Regions from separate parts of the Mus musculus genome. Here region 2 is linked to region 1. A link is a loop called in an ENCODE intact Hi-C map of the cell type or tissue named here. Cell type or tissue: left cerebral cortex. All regions are shown on one strand.

What was found. Hi-C counts contacts between places; a loop is a spot of excess contacts. Peaks named below come from ENCODE experiments on the same cell type or tissue, not always from the same donor. Only the 100,000 strongest peaks of a DNase experiment are listed, where the experiment ranks them.
Region 2: a loop joins it to region 1, with 6 times the contacts of the local background. A loop is called at or near these places in 29 of 42 quality-filtered maps.

What each region holds. Positions count from the first base shown.
Region 1 is chr16:25,377,549-25,385,548 of GRCm38, reverse strand. The region is part of intron 4 of Tprg (transformation related protein 63 regulated); the gene reads right to left. Among named protein-coding and RNA genes, the nearest start is that of Tprg, 95 kb to the right of the region's middle. In left cerebral cortex, no CTCF peak of the experiment used is centred here; a DNase peak (open chromatin) is centred at 7,325.
Region 2 is chr16:25,940,964-25,948,963 of GRCm38, reverse strand. No RefSeq gene overlaps it. Among named protein-coding and RNA genes, the nearest start is that of P3h2, 160 kb to the left of the region's middle. In left cerebral cortex, a CTCF peak has its summit at 3,316; DNase peaks (open chromatin) are centred at 3,330 and 3,716; H3K27ac peaks cover 385 bases.

The DNA of each region.
Region 1 (8,000 bases):
GCCACACATCCTTCGCTTGCCTATCTCCCTCTTCCCCCTCCAGCCAGCAAAGCAGTGATTCGCTGAGCAGATTGTGGTTTTACTTAAAAAAAGAGAAGGATCCAGCTGTGTGCACCTACTCAGAGGAACCAAAACAGAGAGGTGGGAAAAGTGGGCCATCAAGTGCTCCGGGGGATTCTGTAGAGAAGCCAGAAAATATCACCTCATTGAAGAAGCTCTCAAAGATAGCGAAAGGGAAGATGGGAGAGGCCAAAAAGGGAGAGGAAAGGAAGAGGGAGGGAGAGAAAAAGAGAGAAAAACTAAGGAGAGAGCCAACCAGAAAGAAAGGGGGCAGGGAGGAGGGAGGAAGAGAAAGAGCAAACAAAAGATGCCCGACCTTGCCCCTAGCGCCGTCTCCCCCACTCTTTCTGACTTCTTAGCTGCATGTCCAGACAGATACAGTATTTGAAAAGAGTGTGGAAGCAAGAGCCTACAATGGCCTAGCTTGTTGAAAGGATGGGCAAACGCCCACAAGATATGACCTCACAAGCGCCCGGATGACCCACCACCCAAAATAACACACCGCATCCACTGGCTGACACCGAGAATTCCACGCTTCCTGCTTCATGTGTTTGGACAGCGTTTTGATGTCTGTTGACATTTTCCTGGGTTGGAAGGCTCACCAAGCCTGTGTTTGCACCCATTTAAAAAATGTGGGTGTCTTTCCTGGGTAATAGTTTGGCCCTGGGACAGAAGGAGAAGCAGTGAATCTAGCAGATATCTGTGCTGGAAAATGGCTCAGACTAAGAAAGATCAGTCATTGAGGACAGAATACAGTTGTCCAGCAAACACACAGCACGGGAAGCCAGGCTGAAAAGGGCTTGGCTTACATTCAGAAACTTAAAAAGGTGAAAAATACTAATTACCCCTTGACTGTATATTTGTAAAATTATACCATGTAATTAAGATCTCAAAAATCCCAATGTCTCTGTCTCTTTTTCTTACACACACGCACACACACACACACACACACACACATACACACCACTGCGCACATATGCACACAGGCACACAGAAAGAAAACACACAAATACATTCTGTGGGCTTGTTGGCCCAACAGCTAAGTCTTTATTTAAGCTCTACTCTCTTGCTGTTTTGATGTCTCTACATTTTATCATGTGTTTTGTCATGATGGCACTACCTATGAAATTAGGTTTTTCATGCAGAGTCAATGATGTAAAATTTCTTCCCATTAAGAGAAACAGTAAATAAAATGTCTCCTTAACTAGCACTCTTTCACTTAGGTGAGAAGTAATATTGCAACACAGATTTGGGCTCTATACTCTTGAGTTTGAGCCTAACTCTACCAATTATTAGCTGGGTGTGGTTCGTTGTCCATGCTGTTGTTTGCTTGCTTGTTTGTTTTAAACTAGCAACAACCTCTGTGTTCATCAGTTTCCTCATTTGTAAGATAAATTTAAAATTAACAGCAACCTCATGATATGTTGCCTGTGTTAATGTATTTAATGTATCCGGTTTGTACCAAGTCCTATTATAGGACTACTGTAGGACTGAATTGATACCTGAAGCCTATGACAGTAACTGAACAGGGAGGGAGCTAGGCATCACTGATTCCTAGGTTACAGATTCCTCTTGCAACACAACTTTTCAGGGAAAAGAAGATCTGTAATGAAGATGATTTTAGTTAAATAAAGGGAGGATGGAAGTGGGGGATGGAGAGGCCACAAATGCTCTCTGCGGCTCAGACTACCTCTATTCATAAGTGCTGTCTCCAAAGGATACAGATAGCATCATGTTTCTGTTACTGTCCCATGGTGCTGATCTGCTGCTGCCTAAGTCAATAAAAACAAAACAAACAAACAAACAAACAAACAAAAAACAGTCACTCTAAGGCTCCTGCTTCACAGTGGTCCTGAAGCCCTTCCCATTCTCAGCTTCTTCTAAGGGAGATCCAAAAAGCCACAGGGTTCTCCAGTTAGCTCTAGTTAGATGCATGCCTTGTCTTTGGCCCCATGCAAGAGCATGCAAAAGGTGTTCTATGCTTGATTAAAACTTGAGATTAGACATGAAGAAATGGAAAACATGGGTAAGAGGCACAAAAGAAAAGAAAAAGTTTTTCATTTGTTCCTATGGGGAGGTGGGTTAAGCGAATTGATTTTTCTCTCATTTGTGACACCCACACCTTTCAAAGCATTATCCTTGCATAAGAAGAACCAAATTCCAAATTGGACCTGGTCCAGCACCCCAAGTATCCTGTGTGGTACTTGTGTGAGACGTAAGTTGCCCGAAGTCCCTGGGCAGTGAAAGAGATATAGTCTACTACTAGGACTACTCTTTTATATCTGAAATAGGCATCTTGCCCCCTAGCTACAGAGGACTGGGGAAAGGTTACAGATCCACTATGGTTCTTCTGGGTACAGACCTTCAATCTTCCAGAAGACTCTAATGCCTTACTTAATGACTTCTTCCATTCTCCCCTCTGCCCTTCTGAAGGACCAGGTCCTGGCTGCCCTTTCATCCATTGCTTCCCCTCTTTAATTGTGCACAGGTGCCTGTTAGGAAATCGTCATCTTCTGTATTCACATTTGTAGCCTATAGGCGGTATAAACCTCCTGACAGACACAACCTGAATGGGAAGCAGCAGCGGTTGTGCCTCTCTGGTGAGTCAGTTTATGATACTTCCTGACTGCGCCACTTCAGTTCCTGGAGGCAGAACTCACTCGCTTTTGCCTGCAAATCAGTAAGGTTTTCTATGATCTATAAAGACTGTGTGAGAGATACCGGATTAAGCTGTTCATATATGCCATAGAATCCAGTCCTTGACATGGTCCAACCACAGATAAAATTATGGCTGTTTTGACAGACGAAGAAAATCTACTTGAGACAGAGAAGATGGTGCATGCCTGTAATCTCAGGACTTGGGAGACTGAGGCAGGAGGATCACAAGTTCAAGGCTGCCTTGGACTATGTAGTGAAACTCTATATTAAAAGATAGGAAAGAAAAGAGAAGAGAAAGGAAGAGAAGAGGTGGGGAAGGGAGGGATGTGAAGGGGAGGGGAAAGGAAGGATAAGAATGTCAAATACTTTGCACAAGTTTGTAAGATTCCTCCTAAATAGAAGGAAGTAGAGCTATAATTGAGAGTCAAAGGCATCGATCAACCTTTAGGCCATGCCTGCCTCTTTCTGCATCCTAACTTTGACATAAGGTATATTATTAATCTCTCTCTCTCTTTCCTAAAATATGAAAATGTACTGAATGCTATCTTTACCACAAACTTTCTCATGCCCATATAGGGTTTTTAACAGAACAGGATAAGGCCTCTCTAGAGAAGCGCCCTCCACTATGTTAACTGTCCATTCACTCAAGGGGAAGATGATAGACTAGGGCCCACAGGCTAAGACTAGCTTATTGTCTGTTTTAAATAAAACTGTACTGGGACATAGATTCCTTAATTGATTGGCACTTTGTTTATAGTTGCTTCTGTACAGCAGGCTTTAGTGCCCATGCAACTGGTAGAGCATGGTCCATAGGTCTAATGTGTTTAGAATCATCTCCTTTGGGAGTAAATTTTACTGACCTCCAGACTAGAACACCCTTGACCTCCAACACATCCAGATCTCTGGTTTAGTTCCTTGAATCTTATTTCATCCTATAGACAATCTTCCTGAGAACACTGACCGCAGGATGACTAAAGCTGGCAATGGGGTTCCAGCTTCAGGTCCACCCTCTCATTCTAGGTAGCAGCATGATGAAAGGACAAAGGGGAAGAAAATGTGAAAGGCCAACTCATCAGACTTTCCAAGTGTGGTTTGGCAAAGTGTGGTTATAGAGTGGGCACGATACCCTCAGGCTACACCTCTGCATCCTGAAAACTTGTGAGGATTACAGCTCATCAGCCATGGGCCAGGGTGCCTGAGGAGATAGTGAAGGTTCCATTGTGAGTATGGCAGCTAGAACAAAGGTCTTAGATGATGGAGCTGCAGAATGCACTCCGTCCATGGACTGCTACTCCAAGTCCTACTCCTCATTTGTTTCTGCAGGTGCTATGGCTTGAAGCTGGCTATATATTTTCCAACAGATCTTGCTCATTGATAAATTGGTATCTCAAACTTAAAGATTTCAACCCTCCATGTATTCTCCTGTGCCCTGTGTTGGACAAATAAATGTCTGCCCACTGCAAAATTCTAATGAGTGATACATGCATTTTTTTGTAGAGTCTTGAGTCATTAATGAAAAATGCATTTTAACATGACTTCAAATTCAGTAGTGCTTTATATTTTCCCTCATTCTTACCATGTGTGGTTATTCTGACACCTACCTATTAGACCATGTAAATCCCCTCCCACCGTTTCTCCCCCCCACCTCTCTGATAAACTGTTTTCTTGAAATATGCATGTGGTTTTGAAATTCCCCTGGGACCTTACAGTATAAGGTGCTGTGTGTTTATATGTGTATGTTTAAGGTTCTTCCTTCATAGCCTGGTAATTATGACTGCGTAAGTATTCCATATGAACTTACCTCCATCCCATGCCTGATGCTTTAAAAGCCTCAGGAGAGCTGGAAATGGTAGGGGAAGTGGCCTTTGTTGGGCAGAAAGCCACACACTACACATTTCACACAGGCCTTCTGTTCCCTGTTGCTTCCTCTCTACCTTTCTGTTGCCAAACCACCACAGTTCAGCTAATTCCTTCTCAAGCAGCATCGCACCCAACGCTGCAATTACAGTGGAGACAGAAATGGAGTTAGAAATGAAGTAATATGGAGGAAAGGGGGAGGGAACGCTTCCATGATTCATCTCTAGAGCATGGGGCAGGGGGGTGGCCATTAAAAATATAGATGTGGTCCAGTACTCACCAATTTTACCCAAGAACCAAAAGTAAGGAGAAAGAAATGAAAATGAGCTGTTTTGGTGAAACCCTGCCTCCCCTGGTCTCTTCCCAAGGAAGCAGATTGCTTCAGGGGGCAGGTATACATTTCAGGCAGAGTGTCAGGCCTGTCATCATAAATAATCACAAATGTTTCACTTAGAAGAGCCATGAGCCAAGCCAAGGAAAAGGCTGGGGACTCTTAAGAGTGTCTGGTCTTTACACTTTGCAGTGAATATGCACGGCCTCCTAAACTTTCCCAAATAGATCCATTTAGCCAACAATACTTAAAAGAGATCTTGGGATAGTATCTGGACAGTTGTGTTGGAGGAACATCCTGATACCATAACTAAGCTAAACATGAACATAATCATCCATTGAATGATTTTATGGGATGATTTGTTTATGTCTGTTGCACAATTTCTGTTGCACTGTTGTTACCATGAAATCCAGTGCAATTCCCTTGGTCCAGTTTATCCTGACATATACATCTCTCCCAGAAGCATTTTGCTTCCATCCCAGAATTTCAGTCTAATTTATTTTAACATTTTTTGTGCCTTTTCCTCTTCTGAAATTCTCATTCTTACTTCCACTTCCAGCATGAAGTCAAGATCTGGGGTATGCCTCTCCCATAAGGCCACCAGTCTACTACTGTGCTATTTCTATTAATATGTCAGACACTCAGTCCTGAGTACCTTTCTAACGTGGTGGCTTCCCAACTCTCCCACTCTCCCTGACTCTCCGCTATGCTATTTTCCACACAAATATTCCTCCTAGTATTCATATCTTATCAGTTCCACAAATGAGTTCAGCAGTCTTTATTGGAACAGCATTTATCTTTCCCTCCACTTGAAAGTCCTTCTCCAATATCTAAAACTTACTTCCTCTAGGAAGATTTCCAAGACTATCTACCATTACCTAAATAAAAGGCACTCCAACTCTCATAACTACCAACGTAATTATGTTTCTCACAAAGGGGAGATGGGGGAAGGAAGGAAGGAAGGAAGGAAGGAAGGAAGGGAGGGAGGGAGGGAGGGAGGGAGGGAGGGAGGGAGGGAGGGAGGGCAGTGAGCATCCATCATAAAAAACACCATCAGCTCACCATTTCCCGAGATGCTCTACCCTCTCTCACCGCGTGGATTTAGTCTCACCCCATGTTTCAGGTAATGAAGCCTGTTCTACTAACCAAGTTCATCAAATTCCAATCACCTATTTGTACCCAGTCTCCAAGGCCATGCCATAGTCTGTTTGTTTCCTTCCTGTTTCTTGGGTATATCATAGCTAATTGTTGCCAGCGTATGGACTCAGCTCAACTGCCACAATCACTTTGTACCTCACAGCATACTTTTCCACATCCCTGAGTTATCTCTGCTATTACCCCAGGCATCATTAGTAGCAAAGGCTGTATCACTTAGGTCCACAGCACTTCAATAGCTGAAGTAGCGACTTAGATGTATTCACGTGCTGTGCATGCTTTTTTTTTTTTTTTTTTTTTTTTTTTAAGAACGTGTTTGAACTTGGCTTCGCATAGTATTTCTATGCATGCTGCCTCATGTCTTAGTCAAGCTGTCAAGAACAAGGCTGATTCGGAGGAGTACAGCCAATAAGGAAAAGGCCCAGAATCTCCCCACAGGCCTTCTGTTCTTTTCTTCTTGGGGTAATAAAAAGACATACATACACACATACAACACCTTCATCCTAGCACATATTTGATAAATTACCTACTTATGGGCTATGACTGTAAGAGTCAACTATGACTTCAGTTTCCAACATACACTATTCACTAAATTTTCCAGTTATATTCTTGAGAAAATATAGTATTCTTTCTTCAAAGAAGAAATTAAAATAGTGATCAAAGCTAAGCAAAAATATTCTAGAAACTCTGTGCCCTGTCTTATGGTATGGATGCTAAGTGTTCTCAGGAGGGCCATGTGGTAAAAGCTTGGCCACAGCCTATAGCAGTTCTTGGACATACTAGAACTTTCTGGAGATGGACCCAATAAGGTGGAGTTAGATTACAGGGACACCACCTTGAACTTTGCCTCTCCTCTTTTTGCTTTCTGGTGACCATGACCTGAGCAGACTTCTTCATCAAACACTTCAGCCATGGCTGCCTCATCTCAGGCCTCAAGACATGACCAAGAGATGACATAAACTATAAAAACTGAGCTAAAAATAGATCTTTTCTTTTTTTATTTTAAGTTCATTTAAGTATTTTCCTGAGTGGACAGCCGGTTGAGACACCCTCAACACCTTGGGCCTGGTGAAGTCTGCGTGATACTATCAGGTTCCATGCCTCAATGAAGAACACCTTCTATATTTTACACATGAGAACCTCTAAAAAATAAAAAAAGATCAGTCTCACAAAGCTTAACTTCTATAAATATAGAACTGCCCACCCCAAGTCCACAGTGATGTTGATCTGGAAATGCATCCAGTTTAAAGACATATAATTACATTCTGGGGCATTTTTAAAGAAAAAAATCATTTCTGTGGCCAAACTTAGGAACTGTATCCCATATCCCAGAGGTTTCACTCCAATGGCTGTGAGTAGCCCTCTGTTTCCCAATAGCTACAGGCAAACTGTCAGTCTAGCTAAATTAGATAAGGAAGGACGCTCATTTCCTTGGACTTCAGACCAATGAAAACCTTTCAACTATAAGAATTTTTGCAAGAAAGGATTTGAAGTAGCAAGGCATCTGTATCTCAAAATAGGCTGTCATCAGGCCATTTTCAACATATATTTTTTTTCCTTCTGGCTTCTAGACAAACACAACACGATTTCCACATAGGAGTGGGCAGACAGCACCTTCGTCATAGTCTTTGTGCTGGTCAATGGAAAGACCTTGGGGGCAGCTTCCAATATGCCTGGGCACGTTCACAATTTTTGTGGCTTTTCTCAACAGTGTTTTCCAGTTAAGAACTGTGAACATTTCAACCACAAGCTAAGGGCCCCCCAATAAAGGTCTATGTCATGGAAGATGGGGTACACTGAACTTTAAGAAAGCCAACACTTAGGAAAGATAGCGATTTTTTTTTCTAGGCTAATCAGTGGGGAAAAGAAAGAGAGACGGAGACCAATTAGACAGCAAGGACTGAACAACCTATTCCGATCGTCTCCTCCATCCATCTTT
Region 2 (8,000 bases), 560 kb before region 1:
GCATAAACTACAGCTAAGGAAAGCAATGTGCACAGAGGCATGAGAACGCCACATGTGGAGAAATGCAAATGAGGCAGGTGACTATGCCAAGCTGGCACAGGCATTTCATAACAGGGCAGGAATCGAGTCACATCCCAGGACTAAATTGCCCCAAGATTCCGAAAAATGGTATAGAGGGAGGCACCCACTTCTGATGTCAAAGACCTGCACCCTTTATGACCAAGGAAGTGCCTGGGAGATTTCTTCCTTACTACTAGACCACTGGTCCTAAGAGTAGGTGGATCCCCAAATTAGTCATGAAGACGAGGGAGCTTCAGAGAAGACAGAGGAAGGGTTCTAGTCCGTCTCATTGAAAATAATAGCATCGCTTCTGAAAAGAGAAGTGCTCTCTCCTCCCTCCATTATGTCTATGATATTCTGTCCACAGCTATGCTATCTCCAGGGGGAGAAATTCTCTTCCAACATCTTAGAAATAGAGAAAGGGTACAAAGAGATGAATCAGTAAATTTAAAGGAGATACTTTAAGTGCTAGGGTTGCCACACCCCAAGCTCAAAGACCCAGACCGGTTATTCCACTTCCTCTGTCTAATTCCCTGTAGAAACAAAGGAGCCCAGTAAGGTCAGCACCTTCCTCTTCAGTAACAAACCTACAATGTGGCTGTGTTATCAGATGGATCTCCTCCTTGCTGTGTGCTTGAATAGAACTTTGCTGTTGTCATCTTGTTTGGTAACACAGCAGAGGGCCACTGTTGCAAGTGTAATAGTTACTGTTGAATGTTGAAATATCCTATGGGAAGTTCCTCCCATGTGCATGCATTTCTGTGTGTGTGTGTGTGTGTGTGTGTGTGTGTGTGTGTTTACTATTTTCCTCATTCTTCACAGAACTGTACTGGGGACTTGGTTTTTTATCATAGGGAAGGAGAAACTAAGCTCCTGTATCCCATCTTTGCCTGAGACCTTTCTGTGGTTCTGTAGCACATCTCCTGTAGAGTATGCTACTATACCCTGGTTTGATGTGCAATGGATGTAGGATCTTGAACAGGTCATCCTATATCGAGTCAGAATTTACATGATCACAGATGGTTAAAGGTAGATAACACCTTTAGGAGTGTTCAAGCCCACTAAGTCCACATGTTTAATGTCCTAGGTCTTCCAAAGGGATCCTAGTTGCAATATCTAAAACCCAATGCATTCTAACCTCGCAAGACAAGTAAAAGCATAGTACAGACCCTCCATGCTTGGCCTCCCCCATTCAGTCTGGAATGTGAAGACGCCACATGAGTTCTAGAAAAGAAACAGAGGTGGTCAAAGCAGGAAAGGGCGGGGCAGCACAGGTGTGGAAGCAAGAGAAGCAGCTGTTTGCGGAATAGGCTGAAATGACTTAACGGGTGGATTAACCCGGGTGCAGGACTGTGGGATATCAGCACCGACCCTTGAAGCCTTTCTTTAGCAGCATACAAAAGGTGCTATGCATATTGTTATCTCCAGAACTCAGGCAAGGTCTCTGGGCTGTGGAGAGGGGCTGGTGCTGCTTTCCTCTGCAGTTGGGGGTAGGGGTGGGGGGAGGACAGGAAGAGGCAGGGATGAGCAGACTTGCTGTCAGCCAAGTGTCCCAGCAAAGAATTCCACCCAAGTCCACACAGGTACTGACACCCGAGGGCCGTTGCTGTGCAGATAAGCTGTCTCGGGTAATTGGGTTGACATCATTGAGCCACCTTAGAGGATTTGAATCCCTTCCATGACTCCTGTCACCTGTCATCTGATAGGGAAACCCCCAGGTTTGCAGGTGAGTGATTGATTATGCAAAGCAAATGAAAAAAAAAAAACCTTAAAAGTTCATGCTTTTCAACAGGGAAGCTTTCCCTTAAGTTCTGACCCTGATTTTCACGCAGAAGCTGAGGACTGAGGCCCAGTTACAGGAACCCGAAGAATTGAAACACATGGGAACACATGGGAGAAGACACTTAGCAAACCACCTTGTGTAACCACGAAGATGACTCTCTGAGCCCTTAAGCAGATGGATAGATGATACATTCTTAAGTAGTCTCCCAGACTCCCTTGCTCTAGCATCTATCAGCCTGCTGTGACTGCTTCCCCAGCTTCTCTGTGGGTCTCTCTGCTACTTCCCTTCACCCAACTCTCATTTGGGATAACCTCTTACCAGGATGTCTTCTCTGTTTCCCTTATCCAGCACTGAGGTGCCTTCTGTTGCTACTGAACTTCACACAGTAGCATTCGTAATATGGAAGTACTTACTACTCAGTCTACCTCCCTTCTTAAGCTGGGAGCTGCCTTAGGTGGGGGGCACTGTTATGCTATGCTTTTTTAAATTATATTTATTTTATTTTATTTTTTGATTTTTTTTTTTTTTTGGAGACAGGGTTTCTCTGTGTAGCTCTGGCTGTCCTGTAACTCACTCTGTAGACCAGGCTGGCTTCCAACTCAGGAATCCACCTGCCTCTGCCTCCCAAGTGCTGGGATAAAAAGTGTGCGCCACCACGCCTGGCCCTGTGCTATGCTTTTTACAGCAGGGCTGGTGACAGGACCCAGTTCAACAAGGACATTTAAGACATATTAACTAATGAATGTAGAGAAAATAGTTACACCAATAATCTTACCGTTACCGCTACCATCACATGATTAAAAAGATGAATTTTTACTCTTAGAGGAAATAATATTTGAATTCCTATTTGAAAGATAAGGAAAGCAGGCTTGGGGAGAAAGGGAAGCCATTGGTACATACATAGGACCTACATGGCCCATACATTCTGCTTGATACTTTTGAGTCTATTATCATCATTATTCCCTTTACTGAAATTTGAAAGTGACTTTCATCAACTTTTACAGGGGGATTGTTCTGCAAAAGTTGTATGTCTCAACATATAGCTCTTTGCCATTGACAAATGCATTGTCCTCTGGCCAGCAGGCCAATCACAACATGGAACAGTTCTATCCCAGGGCTGCCCTTTGGAGATAGTCTCTCCCTACTTGATGACAATCACTGGATGGTTCTTCAGCCCTACAGTGTGCTCACTCGCACCTTCAGCAAACAGCATATCAGAGCTCCAAGAGTTTAAGCAACTGGGTCCTGGTAGGCAGCTAATGAGTGACTGGATCTCATCTTTGAACCCAGCACCGTGGATTCCTTGTGAAGGTGGAAAGTGTGAGCTCGGAGCCAAGGAAAACAGCTGTCACGTTTCCCCAGCCTGCCTTTCAGAGAGGGCTCTGTCTCTTCAGGGCTCTGTTAGAGGCAAGCAAACAACCTCATTACCAAAGGCAATATCTGATCGTGTTCCACCTCTGATCACCGGTAGGTGCTGAGGGAAGACTCTGTCCCTGCCCAGTGGAACAATCTGAAAGCCATTACTATCTGCAGGCTGCTCGGCAGACTATGGCGTAAGAGATTGGTTCTCTTCCAGTTCCTTTACTTATCTGGAAGACAAGAGGGTACTGAAAGGAGGTCACTGGTAAACACTTTAGTCTCTCAGTTCAGCAGCTTCCCCACTAAAGCCTGGGGGCCCTTTGCCAGACGGGTGAGTCTGCAGGTGAGCCTTGCTTGCACAAGGTGGGTGCTTCTGCTAATTGGGTTGATGTAATTAACTGTCGTGGTTTTTTTTTTTTTTTTTTTCACCCGGGAAGCCAGCCATGGTCTCAGCATGAGCAGTTTTGCTGGGCCAGCCTGCAGCAGCAGTGAGCACAAACATTTTTGGAGCTCCAAATGCAAACAGCAACTTCAAAGTAAAGAGCAGGCTGCCGCTGGGACAGAGCCATTTCCCTGGGGGCTGGAGGGTGAGCAATGTTGGCTTCCCAGACCAGGAAGGAGAGAGAAATCATTTTATCTCCATTCTGCTTTTAATCAGGTGTCAGGATATTGGTGCCATTTCTGTCTAATGATAATCTCTTTTTCTAAACAAAATGACTTGTTAGAGGCTGAGGAAAGATAAGTGACTTCTGATGTGCCCTGACAGATTCAGAAAACAGGTACAGTCCTCCTAATTCCACCCCTGGTCTTGTGACACCAGCTTCTCCCAGCATCACTTAGACCAGTGGTTCTCAACTTGTACGTTGCCTCCCCTTCGGGGGTTGAATGTTTCTTTCACAGGGGTCACCTAAGATCATCAGAAAACAGTTATTTACCTCATGATTCATAACAGTATCAAAATTACAGTTATGGAGTAGCAACAAAAATAATTTTATGGTTAGAGGAGTCACCACAACATGAGGAACTGTATTAAAGTGTTATAGCATTAGGAAGGTTGAGAACGTCTCTCTTAGAGGATGCATTAAAAATAAATCATGAGGGCAGCACTTGTGTTTAGAATACTAGCCTTAGCTGCAAAAGGCCATCCAGTGATGTCTGCCAGCACATCCGGGTCTACCTAGAACATTGGGGTCTACCTGCGAGGGCCTCTCAGCTCAGTGGTTTAGATTCCATGATTCAGTTGCAGTCTCTGTAATGCACCCAACCCAAGACTCTAAAACAAAACAAAAGAGTGAGCAGAGAAAGAAATTTCACAAGCTCTACTCTAGCAGGGTTAATGACTACCTGAGTGATTTTAGAAGAGTTGTTTGCCTTCTTGTGAATTCAATCTTACCTGTGTATAATGGAAGAAATGGAACCTCTTTTACAGGTTTATGGAGAAAATAAGGAGGTAGAGCGGCACAGAGGATGTGCTGAGAGCAGGAATTATAATCATTTCCATTTCAACTGCCATCATTTCCCAGCAGGCTTTAAATAATATAGTAAGGGTATTTTTACCAGTCACCTGCATGGGCCATTCTCTACCTCTGATAATCCACAGTTCGCCATAATTTAATCTAACACAGAGAACACTAGTGCCAAATTCTTATTTCCAAATGTGTTCCAAGGACTCTTCTCTAGCTTCCTGAGCAGAGTTGCATGTCAACAAAAAGGCAGAAGCCACCCATTTTTCCATGGGCTCCTTTATCGATTCCTCTGGTCCAAATGAAACAATGTTTTCTCCTAGATAAAGGGTGACCTAAAGTAAAAAAAATCCCAGGCCAGCAATACAAATGCAAAGCCTAGAAATCCTTTTCTTTCCCTACACACTAGCTTCCCCAATCTGAAGATGGATGTAGTTTCAAGTGACGGTATCTGTTCCTGGAAACGGGGGCATTTTTAAATCTTAATCAATATTTATCTATTCTAGGAAGATTTTTCCTGTCCTGGTGTCTGGTGATCATAGAAAAAGAATTGGTCCATGGGCAATTCCTATTTCATCATAAGATGTGATATAATTTGAATGTTGAAATTGCCTCTACACCACACTTGACTACTAGCATAGATAAAGTGGCGGCTCTAATTCGTTTCCATGTTCCTGGATTGGAGTGACTGCAGATTCCACAAAACCGTTCTTAGAGCTATCTTATTTTCTTCCCTTCTTAGACCTTAGTAATCTTAGGAGCATAATAATAAACTTGAGCATGGATCGGGTTAAAGAACTAGCTTAGAAAGCAGCCTTTCATTTACCAGGGTCTTACCCACATACTTGGAACTGAGTTTAGATGTCTCTGCTCGCTGACAACACACAAACTTTTCTTTATCACAACACTTAGACTAATACAAAGATCAATGTTCATCTAAAGGGACTGAGCTTATATTAACATTGGATCTGAATCATCTTTGTCTCTCTGAAGGCAGAAATGTAAGACTGGGAGAAACTTGAAGACCAGGAAATTGGAAATGAATGACTAGACGCTCAGTATGCAATCTGTGAAGATCATAAGATAAGAACTTTTGAATCCCTCCATTCCTGAATGACTCCTCCACTCATTTCAGCACATTAGTTATTCCTATGTAAAATAAAAATCATAGCCTCTCTTTAAGGATCTGAGTGACATGTTAAAAAAAAGAAAAATGCCCAGTAGTAAACAAGGATTATTGCTAAATGTTACGAGTTATGGATAAACTTATCATTCAGTGTTTTTCTTTCACAATTTTATCTTTTAACATTGAAATATTTATTGACTCTATACTAAAGCTATATGTGTTAAAAATGCATCAGTCTATATGGAGTAGCATATGAACCATTAGATACCTGAAGACCACCATGTCCACTTGTCCTTTTTGTTCATTTACTATTTAATCTCTTGACCATTCTCTTGACCAATCTCTTGACCATTCACTCTCTGGTTTTGCCTCAGCCTTTACTGGAAGACAGCTTCCTCTCAGAGATGTGAGGGAGAAAGGGTATTCAGGAGTCCTCTCGTCCTCTTTTGGCCATTTGAAGAACATGTTCTCTAACACTGAGTATAGCTACCATGCAGGTGTAATCATGATGTATATGATTTCATGCTCTCAAAGTCCAGGCCTGGCTGAGTGAGGCAAGCTGGTGGGTGAGAGACCAGGGGTGGAGAGTAGAGTTCTGAGTCATTAAATTCTCACCAGATGTCAACTGGAAGACGTCTTCCCACCCAGCAGCCTAAGGCAAAAGTCTCTTGGCCACTGTTACCCCATCTATGGACTTTACTTCTGACCAATCGTCCCCTCTGGCACCTTATAAGGGAAAGCTAATTAGAAAACTCACCTTGCAAGAATGCTACAGAAAGACCTTTCACACGGAGTGGAACCGCAGGATCCAGAGGCACTGTGACTCAGGGGTGGAGCTGTCTTCCAACACCCAGGCTGCATTGCTCTCCAACTCAACAAGGGGCTGACCTATATGGCAAAGGCAAATTCACACAGAGCCATCAGACGGTGAGACCAAGTTAGCAGCAGACCTCACAGTGTTCTAGAAAGCACTGGTTACACCAAGGGAACCAAAAAGAGTGAAGAAGGGGGAAGCAGCTCATGTACCCATTTGTTCACCTGATTGTATGGGTTGTCTGCCCCTTCATATAATGTCTGTTTTGAATGCATCAAGGGCCATATTATTTGTTATGGAGAAAAGAAGGAAAAACCATGCATCCCTAAAGTTCAAGGCCAGCTAAAGACAACAGAGACCTAAAAGTAGAAAATGGTTTGTAATTGCTATAAATAAAAGACAAAGAATGCAGAACCTGAGAAGGAAGCCAAAGGCTTCTATTTTGGGTCTCAGCAGACAGATAAGAACTGTTAGGCAGTGTAAAGCAAGCCTTTGAGAAGGGTAAGTGTCCATAAGTAAGTAAATGGGAGCAAGTGAATCAGAGTAAGCCACACAGTTCTCAAAGGTCATATCATTTCCTGGAAAACCCACAGCTCTTGCCCATGTCACTGAAATTTAAGTACAAATATTACTGTTCCAATGAAAGTTAGTGAAGCTGTCTACATCTACGCAATAATCCATCAAAAAGGAAAGCAAGTGTTGAAGAAAATCAAGCCTAAAACTAGACAGAGGCAGATATTCAGCTCTGGATGAGCCTTTTGCTCTAGTCTCCAAAGTTCTTATACTTGACAGATCCTATACTGGATGCCTGAGAACCACCCACAGCTGAATTTGTGTTTTATCTTTTCTTTGGTTTATACTTTTCCTGTTTCTCAATGCCCCCCAGCTTTGAGAGTGCAAAATGATCTGCACTTTACTGGTTGGCACTACTTGGGAATGGTTAGATGTCTAATGCTACCTTGTCATGGCTCCCTATGCTCTACCAGAGTTCACTGTCCCAAAGAGCACCGTCATCTCTAGCAAAGCTGCAGAGTCCCCTCATAATCTCCTTGTTCCAGGATCATTTCTTCAGCACACAGTGATTGGACAGCTATGTAGGATCAACTATGGAGATGATAAGGAGTTTGATGTGGGGAGCCAACACGTTCCCCATTTTCCAGGAGGCCACGTGAGAGGAGAGAGTCAGAAATCCTAGAATAACACATTGTTCTGAGTTGAGTTCTTTGTGGATCAGAAATGCACAGACATATAGGTAGGAACCATGAAGTTTAAGTTCCAAAGTATTCTGTAATTGCATTTACTACTAGACTAACAGCATCCTCAGGAAGCATGTGTAGAGGGACAAACCCTACCTTCACTGAATGCTCTTCATTAATACCTTGGTGCCCTTCAAAG